Linked DNA regions of Mus musculus: region 1 is linked to region 2. Evidence: chromatin loops called from intact Hi-C (ENCODE). Cell type or tissue: left cerebral cortex. All regions are shown on one strand. Each heading gives the region's core, and the rest is flanking DNA. Links, peaks and the distances in the headings are about the cores only.

What was found. Peaks named below come from ENCODE experiments on the same cell type or tissue, not always from the same donor. Only the 100,000 strongest peaks of a DNase experiment are listed, where the experiment ranks them.
Region 1: it touches region 2 in a loop (2.8-fold over the local background); 3 of 42 quality-filtered maps call a loop at or near these places.

What each region holds. Positions count from the first base shown.
Region 1 is chr5:28,210,694-28,215,175 of GRCm38, forward strand. It overlaps a transcript of Cnpy1 not described here. Among named protein-coding and RNA genes, the nearest start is that of Cnpy1, 2.8 kb to the left of the region's middle. In left cerebral cortex, for the core only: no CTCF peak of the experiment used is centred there; no DNase peak of the experiment used is centred there.
Region 2 is chr5:28,119,259-28,127,598 of GRCm38, forward strand. Gm35223 (a long non-coding RNA gene) reads right to left here and starts at 4,657. Exons shown (of 3, transcript XR_880905.2): 1 at 4,234-4,657. It overlaps Gm35055 (a long non-coding RNA gene), which reads left to right. Exons shown (of 3, transcript XR_389791.3): 2 at 469-545; 3 at 1,870-2,394. In left cerebral cortex, for the core only: a CTCF peak has its summit at 3,958; DNase peaks (open chromatin) are centred at 3,552, 4,057 and 4,219.

The DNA.
Region 1 (4,482 bases), core at 802-3,301, 89 kb after region 2:
TTTACTGGGAAAGGCGCGAGATCGCAAAGGTGAATTCTCACACGAAAGACTCAAAGCAGGTCTTTAACACAACGAGGGCTCGGATTTTCCGGGATGCCCGACTGTTGAGCATCTTTCCTTAACTGTTAACGTAAAAGTGTCAGTTTATAGTTGTCCACAAAGCAGGATTTTAAGTCACAGCGAAAGAGGGTCATTCATTTAAAAAAACCTAACAGCAACTAGGAATTTCATTCTCTCCTTCCCTCTCCCATGAAAAAAAGCAAGCAGGCTCTGTGTAGGAGTGGGGAAGGGTCTTGGGTGGGACGTCTCAGGCATAGGGAAAGGGCCCTGGGAAGACCAGTCCGGTTACCAGGTCGGAAGGTCCTCACATACTAAGCGTGTCTTCGCCTCCTTAGAAACTGTTCTGTTTTAGTTCCCTTTTCAAGTTGACCTAATACCTAGAGCTGTGTACAGAAGAATGCTGAGTCTTAGAAGTTTGTTTTAAAGTATAACCTTACACCTTTGGATAAGGAGGCAGTGTGCCCTCCTTTAGCACAAATAGTGTGTGTGTGTGTGTGTGTGTGTGTGTGTGTGTGTGTGTGTGTGTTCGCGCGCGCGCGTGAATTTCTACAGGTTTTGTTTTGCCCTTTTTTTTTTTTAAGTCTGAAGATTGACAGCTTTTGAATGGCGTTAGCTAGCTAGCCTTTTGCAGTAGTCTTTAAAATCAGGCGCAGTTGCTGCTGAGGGCTTACAGGATGCTAGATAAGCATCTCCAGAAAGGGAAAGGGCCCTCCCAACGTGATAGTGCTGAGGTCATTTTACCGAAGAATCTCCAAATTTTGATCTTAAAATCCCCAAGCACCGTGTATTGGGAAAACATTTTAAAAAGATGTTTCTCATCACAGCTCTTCATACATGTATTAACATTACATTAATATGACTGTACTCAGCTGACCCACCTTTGGTATATTTAAAGACTGTTCATAGAATAATTGACCCCCACCCCCTACCCCCGATTGTTCGGATTCTAAGAGTGCAGTACGTAGTGAGACAAGTGGAATAAGAACCAAGTCTTTCTTTGTACACAGTGAAGGTTTTGAATGGGACTTGTCAATAAAGCGACTCCCTTTGTGATCTTCCAGGAACCTCGCCTCTGCAGGCAAGGACTGTCTCAGAGATACTGGCCTCATTAAAATATGAATGGAACAGGCCGCCATCACCACTGCTGTGTCGGTAGAAAACCCGTTCATGCTCTGGAACAGTTTTCTTCCTGTTTTATGGGGACTTTTATAGCATGTTAGAAATGTAAAAGTGATCTGGGATCTTTTCCTTACTATTCTGGGGAACCACAGTCAAAGTAAACCCAACACCTCGCAGTTTTGAAGCCCTCCTACACCTCTAAATCACACGTGGCACATGCCGTATCTACCCCACCCCCTTAGGCTTCTCCTAGCCACTGGCTTGTGAAGTGAGCAAGGCGAAACAGGGTAGGAGGTATCCACACCACAACTTTGAAACGGAAGGAAGGAAAGTATCCGAAAATTCTCGTTTGGATTTGTCCACAAGTCTGCAGCAAGGGAGTTTGTTACAAACCACTATGACTACCCTTTAATAACAGCCAATTACAGCATGCTCCATGTTTTTCATTACTGTGTCTCTGTTAATCTTGTAGTAAATTTCTTGCTTGATAGCTATCACAACCAGGCAGGAATACAATTATGTCACAGCACAATGGACATGCCGACTCTGGTTGTGATGGGTCCCTCTTTGCCACCACAGCCTGACAGTCGCCAATAAACTTCATTCATCTTCATGGTTATTTTGTACTTTTCCTTCAGACATGGAAGGTGGCATTTAACCTGCTTAGTGGTTGATACTTTCATATTGTTGCAAATATTTTCCTTTCTTGAGGGTTAGTTAATGTAGCAATTATTAGTGCTTTACAGCAAATATTGGATACAGTTTAACAGTTATAACTTTCCATCTGAAAAGAATGGACTCATCACTGGTACTGGTTAAAAGTCAGTATTTAGATTCAAAAAGTTACAGCACCTTACCTCACTTAGGCTTCTATTCAGAAATTCTTGTAGGCTGATGAGACATGTAACTAGCCTGTGTATTAATTGACTGCTATGAGTTTGTTGTATAACATTTCTTCATTCAGTATGCAAATTGTATCAACTGGTTTTATAAGACAATATTATTACTATTCTAAAGGAATTCACTTTGATGAGAAATAATAAATACTGGATTTCCAGTATTGTACACAGCAGGGGGAAAATTAGTCACGCCTGAACCAAACCAATAAGAGACTTTTTCTGGTACTACATTTAAAAAGCAGCTGGAGCATCACAGAATTCTCATTACTGGTGTTTCAAGATCCTAAAAACTTCCCGTTTGTACAGGTAGGTCTGTGGGTTACACAGGCCCAGCACTACACTACAGTATCCTTGCCTTTAAAGAAAAACCATTCCTTACAATCTGAATATTGGCTGATTTGAAAGGCTATTTTTGCAAATGTTTTCTGTTCTCACCATTGGAGTGTGAGAGTACCTATCAGTAACATGCATTCTTAGGGAGTTGAAAAACAGTGGCAAAAAAAGAACACCGTGATTTAAGGAATCCCCCCACCAGACTCCAGTCACATTTTATTATTATTATTATTATTATTATTATTATTATTATTATTGAAGTTATCTTCAACTTAACAGTGGCAAAAGAGAATTTTAAAAACTCATTCTGTGGAGCAGCATTGATGATCTCTGGATGGAGGCAGCTATCTAACTCACCTTGATTTCTAAAGTTAAAAAGGATGTATATTCTTCTCACTCTTAAGTACTAAATTGGCACTGCTGTTAGGTTTCTCATTCAAAAATACTCTGCTACTTTTTTAAACCTATTAAGTCTTGAACATTTGACAAAAAAAAATGATATGCACAGATATCCACGTGAATACAGGGCCACTTTCCAAGCTCTGTGAGGTCCTGGTCCAGGTACACTTTCACCATGAGCTTAGCTTTGTTCTGTACCTAGCAGTGAGGAGTCCTGCCAGGAGAAAGCCAGAGTGCCCAGTTGCAGACCAGAGGAAGATGAACCTGTTCATTTAAGGCTGAGCAAAGCTGGAGACCAGCCCGAGCTACAACATAAGTTTCTGAGCAGCCTGAGATATAGTACCTGGTCTTGAAAGGTTAAAATTTAAATAAAAATAAAAACAGTTTGCTTAATCATTCACTAAATAATTACTGGGCCTCATCTATGCTACAGACAAATGCATTTCCTCAAATACAAACTTTTAAAAATTATATTATTGTTTTATTTTATATGTATGGGTATATGCATGTCCCTGTACCACATGTGTGCCCACAGAGGCAAAATTTTGAGCTGCCATGTGGGTCCTGGATAATGAACCCAGCCCTGTGAAAGAGCACCCAGTGCTATTGACTGCTGAGCCATCCCTCCAGTCCCAAATAAAGATTTTCCTAAAGACTCTTCATGTTTCTAAATTAACACTGAAATAAAATGTTTTAACTAGACTATGTTCCCAGTGACATCGAATGGTGGTAGTGTGGCCATGTGTATGTGTGGCTGCCAGAGACTGCTAAGCACTATTGCTGCCTCCTCACTTTATCGTTTCCTTCCAACCCAGTCTTGCCTTTCATTTTAGATAGCTGAGCCAGCCAGGCCAAATATGGTCCACTGCAGGAAGTGGGTAGCCATACAGCTACTTTGTCTTCTCCGTGCCATGGGCATGTGGCACAGATATGGTAAGATTGCCTGGTGAAGCCTGTTAAGTTTAAGAGGAAGATGGTTTGGGACTTGAATAATGAGTATCATCTCCACAGAAGGAAAGCGCACACAAACATCTATTCCCACATTCACAGACATGCTTTCACACACACATGTAGACATGCTGCACACCAATATACAGCTGCTCAGACACAGCACACATACAAACAAACACACACACACATGCACGCAAACATAGACACTTACACACACACACACAAAGACAAATTATGCAGAGAGTACCAACTGGCCTCTTAGCTGACAATAAACCTGAAGGTACTCTGTGACTGCCTTCTGGGTAGGGCTAAGCAACGGCTGGGCTGCGGCAGACTGCATGCTAGGTTCCCATCCCTTATGAGACTGCTGGAGTCTCTCATGAAAGTCCCTGATCTCCTGGCCTCCACACCTCCATCCTGGTCTCAAGCCCCCAGCTCACAGGGCTCTTTCATAGCCTAAGAACAAGCTTGTGTTCTGTGAATGAGTGGCTATATCCTAGGCCCCTAAAGGCTAAGGATGCCCTGTGAGCCCGAGGACACCCTGGAGAGTTGGCAGAGGCTCTGATATGTTCCTGTACCATTCCTTTCCTTGTTCAAAGAATCTAGGGACGCTGGCTTGAGCCCTGATCCCCTTCATATGATAGGAATCTTGATGAGCAGAGGCTGAGCAACTTCCTGGGCCACCTACATGACCGTGCCTCTTGGCAGGCTATTTTCAAAG
Region 2 (8,340 bases), core at 2,891-5,390:
CAATAGCCCCCTGGGTCTCCAGTAGGCAAGACTGGGCACATGAAAGGCTTGCCAGGAGCCCTCAAAGGAGGTTATTTCAAGTGGTCCAGCAAATGCAATATCCAGAGAGGGCAGGCAGTCTTAGCTGGAAATTGAAAGCTGGTTCCTGAGCCCTAATCAGAGGGGGCGGGGGGGGGGGGTGAGAGAGAGAGAGAGAGAGAGAGAGAGAGAGAGAGAGAGAGAGAAAGCATATGCTATCTACAGATTAACAAGGCTGAAGGACTTGCCTCGTGACTGGCCACATTCCTGAATTTGTTGGAAAGAAATAACCTACACACCATACCTGGCTACCTCAGCATGAGAAGGCTTTTCCTTCCAATTTTGCTGCTTGACCAAATGGAATGGTTGTTGCTCTGGTTGCATATAGTATAGCTATTGTCTCATCTCTCTCTCTCTCTCTCTCTCTCTCTCTCTCTCTCTGCTCTACAGATGCCCACAGTGTGTGGCCTTCTGGGGATTTTGAGAGCTATATGGGGCTCTGAGGAGCAGCAGGCACCATCTGAAAGGTGTGTTCAGCCAAAAGCACATATCACGAGTGTGTCTCTGTGTGTGTGAGTATAAGTTTGAGTGTGTGTAAAAGTGTGGATGTGTGCATGGGTGTGTGCGAGTGCACGGTGGTACTTTCTATGCCTCTTCAAGGAACAGAGACCAGGCTTCCTTTTGGCAGGAAAGCTACTCTAGATCTTCGGAATCACTGGCAGCCCTAGCCCCATACCCCATCTTTGCTTCCTCTGAGACAGGATAAAATGGAGAAGAAATATTGCCATTTAGTCAAAACCCAACTATTGACCTGGTTGTTCTGGATGCTGCCATCTTGCTTGGTCACCTTCTAGGTTGGCACTCCATGTAGGGTGTGTTCAGATGTGCCCAAATCTGCAATATTCACGAGACAGGCTTGACTTCAGCAGCAGGATTCACACTGTTTTGCACTGCAGAAAGTGTTTCCTTGGTGCCTGATCAGGTGGAGCATGGCAGAGATGTGATTCTCTATGTGTGTGTGTGTGTGTGTGTGTGTGTGTGTGTGTGTGTGGTGTGTGTGTGTGTGTGTGTGTGTGTGTGTAGGTTGAAATTGGTGGGGGGGGGGAGGAGGTCAATTTGCTAGTTTTGAAAGGTTCATTGAAATATGTTAATAAGATAAAATGAAAATCGTTTGCAAATTAGACCTTAAACTTTCTCACAAAAATTCATCTTTTAAAGAACAACCATTAATGGGCTTCTGTTACCAATATTTTCTATAGAGCATTTTTTTACCTGATTTGTTCTAATCGAGCTTCATGAGTGATATGTTCCTATTCAAGTGTAGCACTTTTTTTTTTTATTTACACATTTTGACATTTCTCCTGGGAGTATAGTGTGTCAGGACAAGAGGCAAGTGCCCGCCCGTTTTAGGAGCAGGTTCTTATAACAACAGCCCCATTCCTAGGAGCCTCACTCAAGCAGAAAGAATCCGTTTCTGTTCGTTAACATTTTTTGAGCCAGAAAATTAAAAACAAATATTTAACTTCCCAATTTGGAATTCAGGTGGGCATTGACGGCTAAACTTTTGCAATGCATACTCAATGAACTAAACACAATCTTTACTAGCCAAATAAAACTCCGTTCCCATGGTTCAAAAACAAGTTAGAATACGCCAAAGAATGGATAAAATTCATGGAGAATGTCCATGGTGGGTGCTGACATGTTTGAACTTGGCCAAGAGACAGCTTTTGGACACTGCTCGATTCAGAGGCATTGATACATCTAATAAAGCTATATTTAGAACAGATAAGTGCTAAATAAACATGGACACTGACAAACTTATGGCTTTCATTTTTTTCTCTTCCAACGCAGCTTTTACAGTTCACCACAACCATGGTGGAATGACAAAGCTTCCTGAGAATGCTCTTATATGGGGCTCTCCACCTGACCACCACTTCCCCTGTGCAGGATGCCAGTTGGAAGCAGGAATTGAATCCACCAGAGTCCATCCATTGTTGTGAGCTCCTGGTTCTGGTGCTATATTCTTGTCAGTTCTCTTATTTCTCCAGTATTTCTCCTATATCTCGTCAGCACACAATTAACATCTCTGATAGTTCTCTCCCCAACAAAAAATAAATCTGTAAAATTTATCTCTAGATAAATCTCTAGAGCCAGGTACCTGAGGTTCAAGGCTGATAAGGAGCTCGGATTCCTGAATTTGGCATCCACTGAGCAGCACCTCCAGCTATCAGCTTCTCAACCAGCGAGGTCCCTGCAGAAGCATCCTCAGCTGAGTCCAGAACCTGATTTCCACTGATCATTCAAATATGGGTCCTTGTGTCATGACTACTGAACTGGAAGCTGCTAGTACCCAGGTCGATAAAGGCACAAATCCAATGGTCTTGTTAGCCGTGTCTGTGAGTTGGGCATGGGAAAGCACTCGAGCGCACACACACACACACACACACACACACACACACACACACACACACACAGGTCCAGATCAGTAAAGTAAGGCAGGAAAGTTCAAGTTCAGATAAGAGGAGCAATCCATGTATGGGTTACCCTCTCCAGCTACTCAGGCCCAGCAGCTGGAACACCAGAGCCTTCCTTTTCCAGAGAGTCCATAGCTTAAAGGTCAGGAAGAGATAGAAAAGACAGGCCTTTTTAAAGCCTTTGGAAACAACTAACTTTTAAATGAGCCTCTACTATGTAACCAGAATAGAGTTTAGACCAAAGAGGTCCTGGTCTCATCCTATTTCCTAGAAGATAACAGAGCCTAGAGCTCTGAGCCTTAGCAATATACTAAATTATCGATTAGTTTTTAAAGAGGCACCCAACCATGAATTAGCAACCCACACCATTAAAATGTGGGATCAGCAATATTTGGTTTTGCAGAGCCCATTACTTCTTACACACACACACACACACACACACACACACACACACGTCTATATTAAATATGGAAAAGAAAAAGAAATTGGAAAGAGAAACAAAATATTTGGCTCTCTCTCTCTCTCTCTCTCTCTCTCTCTCTCTCACTAACAAAATTGTTATTAACACTTTTCTCAAATCACCCAGAGAAAGCCACAGGAATGTTCTGCCCAGGAATCCTGCAGCTTCTCTTTGCCGGGCAAAGAAACACAGGCAAAACCACACTCAGTTCAAACAAACCTGTGTCTCCCACAGCAAGGAGACCGGCTGTCTGGGATCTGACAACCCTGAAGACCCTGTCTGTTGCAGCTTCCCGGGAATCTGACAGTCTTGGGGTGGGGGGTGGGGGGATCACCTATCTACATTTACAGAAAAAGACACTGAGTCTGAAAGCTAAAAGGGAATCCTCCTGCCTCTCACTTTCTCAGCAGTTCCTCAGAAGGGGAAACTTTGATCAACCTGCATTTTCTTCTCCTGTGGAGCTGAGCTTCCCACAGACCCACATTCCACTCCCAACCAGAAAGGCAAAAACATTCCATTTTAGAATGGGTTTTGTCCCTTTAGTTTTCAGCCTAGAGAAAACCTTCAGAAAGCCACAGACAGACTTGATAGCTTCCAAATGCTTTCCGAAACGTCCTTGGCTACTCGGGGAGCTAGCTACAGCCCTCTGCCCCGAAAGTTAATTGCAAACTTAAACGATTATAAATTCTCTCTTGCCTCGCCCCAAAGACATTGTGTTAATTTATAACACGCGCAAGAGCCTGATTAACAAACCCAGACTAAATTTACATGTGGCAGAAAGCAACAGATTTAGTTTTAAAATAATAAACGAAGCAGATTTTTGCCAATTCTTCTCTCCCGAGGTTTGATGATCTATGATCCCTGCTCATAAGTTTTTAAACACCCGACTCTGCCTGGATATTTTTTTAAAAAAATGAATCGATTTGTAGTCCTAGCTGCGTTTGCCTGTGGGGAAGGCGGCCGCGTTTGCAGACACCTCAGCAGCGGGAGCGGGGTGTCCTTCTATCAAAGAGTCGCCAGGGGGCAAGAAGCGTTAACAAAGGCTGCGCTTGGCGCACTTCCTTTATCTACCCGTGCGTGTCACACCGTACAGGGCGAGATGTCATTTTGCAAGGTTATAGTCTCCAATCCCACACAGCCTTCTGGCTCATCATTTACCTCTTGGGCACAAACAAACAGCCTCTTTAAATAAAACCAGAGAAGGGAAGCAGATACCTGTGTACAATTAAAATCACAAAAGCAAGCCAGAGCGTACTGAACCTTGCTGGTAATCCGACTTACCTTGCTCGTACTTCGGCCTAATCCTATTTTCTCCTCTCTCTACAATGAATCTGCAAGGCCACGTTTTTTCCTGTTCTTCCAGAGGGTAGTTACCTAGGTGGTTGGGCTGAGGGGTGCTGACCCCCAAAGTGAAGAGATGCTCGGTGGGCAGGCTTCCTGTCTGCCGGGCCTGGAGGTCCCAGTGCAGAGGCTGCTGTGCCAGACAGAAAGCAAACGAAATCACTCAAGGGAAACTTGGCTGGAGACAAAACACATTCAATTTCCTGACGACCTCGCTTTCTCTACCGAATTATTTGCTTTTACAAAGACACATTAAACAAATTAAACACCATCACCACCACCCCCAAAAGGAGTTCTCTGGCTCAGAAAATAGCTTCGCTTAAAAAGGGCGGGCATAGTAATAATAAGAAGAAATGAAAGAAAACAACACGTCAGGTCGTTAAAAGAAACTCTTTTTGACACCTCAAATCCTGGCAAATTTGTAACGTCATCCTTCGTACGCAGCTCAAACAATGGGACCCTGTGCTAATGTCAGCGACAGTCCAGAAAGCTAGCACACAGCTTATGTGGGAATATTTTCACACCTTCTCCTTCCAAACCTCAGCCCCCCCCCCCCCCCACCTCTCTCCCGGGGCTGATCCAGGTTTCAGCCTGGCCCCTCCAGATAAGTCTGGAAAAGGAGATTTGTTCTGAGGTGGGTGGGGTGAGGCGCGGCGCACAGCGGGGAAGGAGCCAAATATTGCTACCTTTGTATTTTAGGGTTTTATTTCTTTACTATCCCCCCCTCAGCTCTCACCTCCCAGTATCGTTTCTCTTTGAAATGTCATGAACTTGGCGCTTTCAGACCAAACCTCCGGGCTCAGGCCTGAGACAATGGGATTGTCAGAGGGCCAGCGCCAGCTTTTTCTGCGTGTTCACAGAGCGTTAAGCCTTTATCCCACGAAATGGCTCCGTGTGACCAGGTCAGACAAAAGCCAACCTCTGTCTTCCTCTCTGAGGGGACCTGGGCTGAGCCCCGTGTACTGAGTGGTGCTGCTCTGGGGAGGGGCTAAAGGCCGCTGAGCCGGGTCCCTGGCGCAGTAGCCTGAGCAGGGCAAGGCTGCCGGTCTGCCTTCTTTCACCCAGACTCGGTGGACAATTGTTTCGGAGCTCCTGGCTCCAGTGTCTCTCCCCTAAGGCCGGTGCACTTGGTCCATTCAAACCGGCAAAGGGTGCACTCGCGCTACTCTGTAGCCTCTGTCCCGGGGATACACTTCTCCAGCATCTGACCTTCTCCACCCGCATGCCCCGAGGCCATAGGTCCTGGGTGTGTTGGGCATGGTGGGGTGGGTGAACCATGGTGCTTGTGTGGACCACTAACACCACACACAGGAACCATGAGCTTGTCTGTGTGTGCACGGGTGGTTTCAGTGTGCCTGTGGAAGGGGCTGGACGAGTTGGCTGAAGGATGAACCTGTTTTGGACTCCCATGGATCTTACTGGGACTTCGGGAGTGTGGGTCCCGCGCGGTGAGTGACTGGGGCTCTCAACAGCTCTCTTCTACAAGCTCTCAGTTGAGTGGCAAGGGCAGGGACCAGAGCGTGTGTGAAGTGTGGTCTGTGCATAGGGTGGGGCACTGGGGTCCCACTGCAGCATCAGGGACTGCACTGGCCAGGCCTTTGGGCATTGCACCTTCTAAGTGCAAAGTAGACAACAAGGGCAGGAACAAAATGGAGGAGGTTGCTCACAAACTCTAAAGGATGGGGACCCTAACAAGGGGAAATAGGATATTTCTTCCAGGCTGCTCCGAATTGAAATCCCTATAGGGAGGGAAGAAGATGGTGACCCTGGAATATTTACAAAGACAACAGGGTTCCCTAACTAAGGCAGACTAAGGTTTCACTGAGAGCTGCCCAGGATTTTGAGTTGGGGGTGAGGAAGGAGTTGATTGCCTGGGAGGCCAGGCTCCTCAGTTTGCACTTTCTTTCCTGCCTTGTGCAGGTTAGAGCTAGAAGGACAGACAGAGCTAGAAGGACAGACAGTACCTGAGCTTGTCTAGTTCTCACACCAGGAGGAGGAGGGTGGGGGGAGAGCAGGACTCCTGCTCCTGCACCCTAGCTTCCCAGAGTAGGTCCTGCAACTTGTGAGGTCAGTTGGCTTCCTCCTTTGCAGGTGGGAAAGCTCTTCTCTACTCTGAGCAACCAACCCTTAGCTCCAGGCTGCATGAGCTGTTTCCCCCCCCCCCCCCCCCGACACACAGGAGGGCACCTAACTAGTAGCCTGCATGGCTCTTTGGCTGAGAGTTGATGACCTAGCTGAGGAGCTACCAACAACAACTGGCTAGTCCCTTGTCAGAAAGACCCAGGAACCAGCTTTCCTCAAAGCTTTAAGGTAGAAGCACCCAGGGACCCTGAGGTTACCTGGTGATGTTGACTTCACCCTGGCAAGGGAGGCTAGGGGCTCTATTGTTTTTAAGTGTTCAAAAACCATGGACGCAGAGTTTTTTTTTTTTTTTTTTTTTTTTTTTTTTGCCTTGTACCTGGCCATCTGTGCTATGTTGGGCAGCCAGTGCCCTCTACTCTTTTGTGAGACCCTGGTCACTGTCCCCCTGTTGCTCCTCCCTCTTCCTATGTCCAGGGTAGGACTTCTGGCACCTCCAGGATCCTTACAGACAGTCTGCAGGAGCTACAAACCAGCCTTGCCTTCTCCATGCCAATGGCATGCTCTACAGACCATACTTCTTGTTTCTCTGTTCCCTGGTAGATGGAGCCTCCCACAGCCTCAGGCTGTAGGTGCTTTAGAGGAAAGTAAGGCTTTCCTGGCCAGGTTACTTCCCAATCATAAAGGATTCACCAATGAATTAAGCCTTTTGCCTAGGAATTGCCAAGATTTAACATAGGGAAGCAGAGATTCAGAAACCCCTTTCTAATCTCCATTCCATGGGCAGGGAACAGGAAAGCAGTTTGGTCACAATATGTAAGGAAAAATGTAGATTAAGTCCCAGACAGATGATCTCCGATCCAGAGCACACTCAAGTTTCTAGCAGGTGTGTGCTGGGTCCAGGTGCTGCTTCAATGCCTTAAGTCACAGGCAGACTTCGGGCTGTGGGCAGCCTGCTGAGGCACAATCGGAACAGCACATCCTTGCCTCCCAAAGACTTGGCTGGGCTTTCATGGCTTCTGTGGCCTTGGTTGCTATTTCTTCCCCTTCTAGAATCTTCGTGCTCAGGGCTCACCCTGATGAAAACAGACAATGATGGAACTGTTTAGGGATAATGAGCCTGGTTTTGTGTAGCAGCTGAATATGAATGTATAGGGATCCATGACCATTGCAACTAGTAGGCAGCAAGTACTCTGAGCCAGGTGCTGCTCCACACACTTGCAAACACACCTCTGATTTTATCATGCACCAGTGAGGGAGATGCCAGGTGCTGCTCCACTCCGCGACAGGGATGAGAATCACCTAGGAGGTGCACCCAGGACTCCGGGACGTCTGTGAGGGTTTCTAGAGGTGTAACTGAGGAGAGAAGCCACTCCCTGAATGTGGGCAGCACCATCCCAGGGCAGAGGCCTGAGCAGAATCAAAAGGAGAAACACAGTGGATCCTCAGCACCCTTGCGTTGACCATAGATGGAGTATGGCCAGCTGGCTCACACTGCTGCCACCTTCCTGCCCATGATGGGGGAGCTAGAATAAACCCTTCTTCCCCAAGTTGCTTCTCATGTATCTTCTTTTATTCTTGAGCATATCATACATGCATACAATTAAATATGATCATATCTGTCTCCATTTCATCCCTTTCAACTGTCCCCACTCTGGGTGAGGAGTTACCTCCACGAGCACAGGTGATTCAAGAGGTAAGGGGGCCTTAAAAATTCTGTAAGTTTCAAAAACTTCCTGAGACTTTTGAGTTGTGTTCATTTTCTGAGTCTAGGAAAATTCATTTACTTTTTGAGTCTTATATGGTTCCTCCTTCTTGAAGGAGGGAAAAGTCCCTTTCTGAGAAATAGCAACAAAAGGGATATACTCCTCTACCCAAATTAAGAGCCCCGTGGAAGCCACATACAGTCCACGCTGCTGGACTAGGAGCAGGACTAGGTGAGCCCTAGTCTGGCAGGGAAGTTTAAAC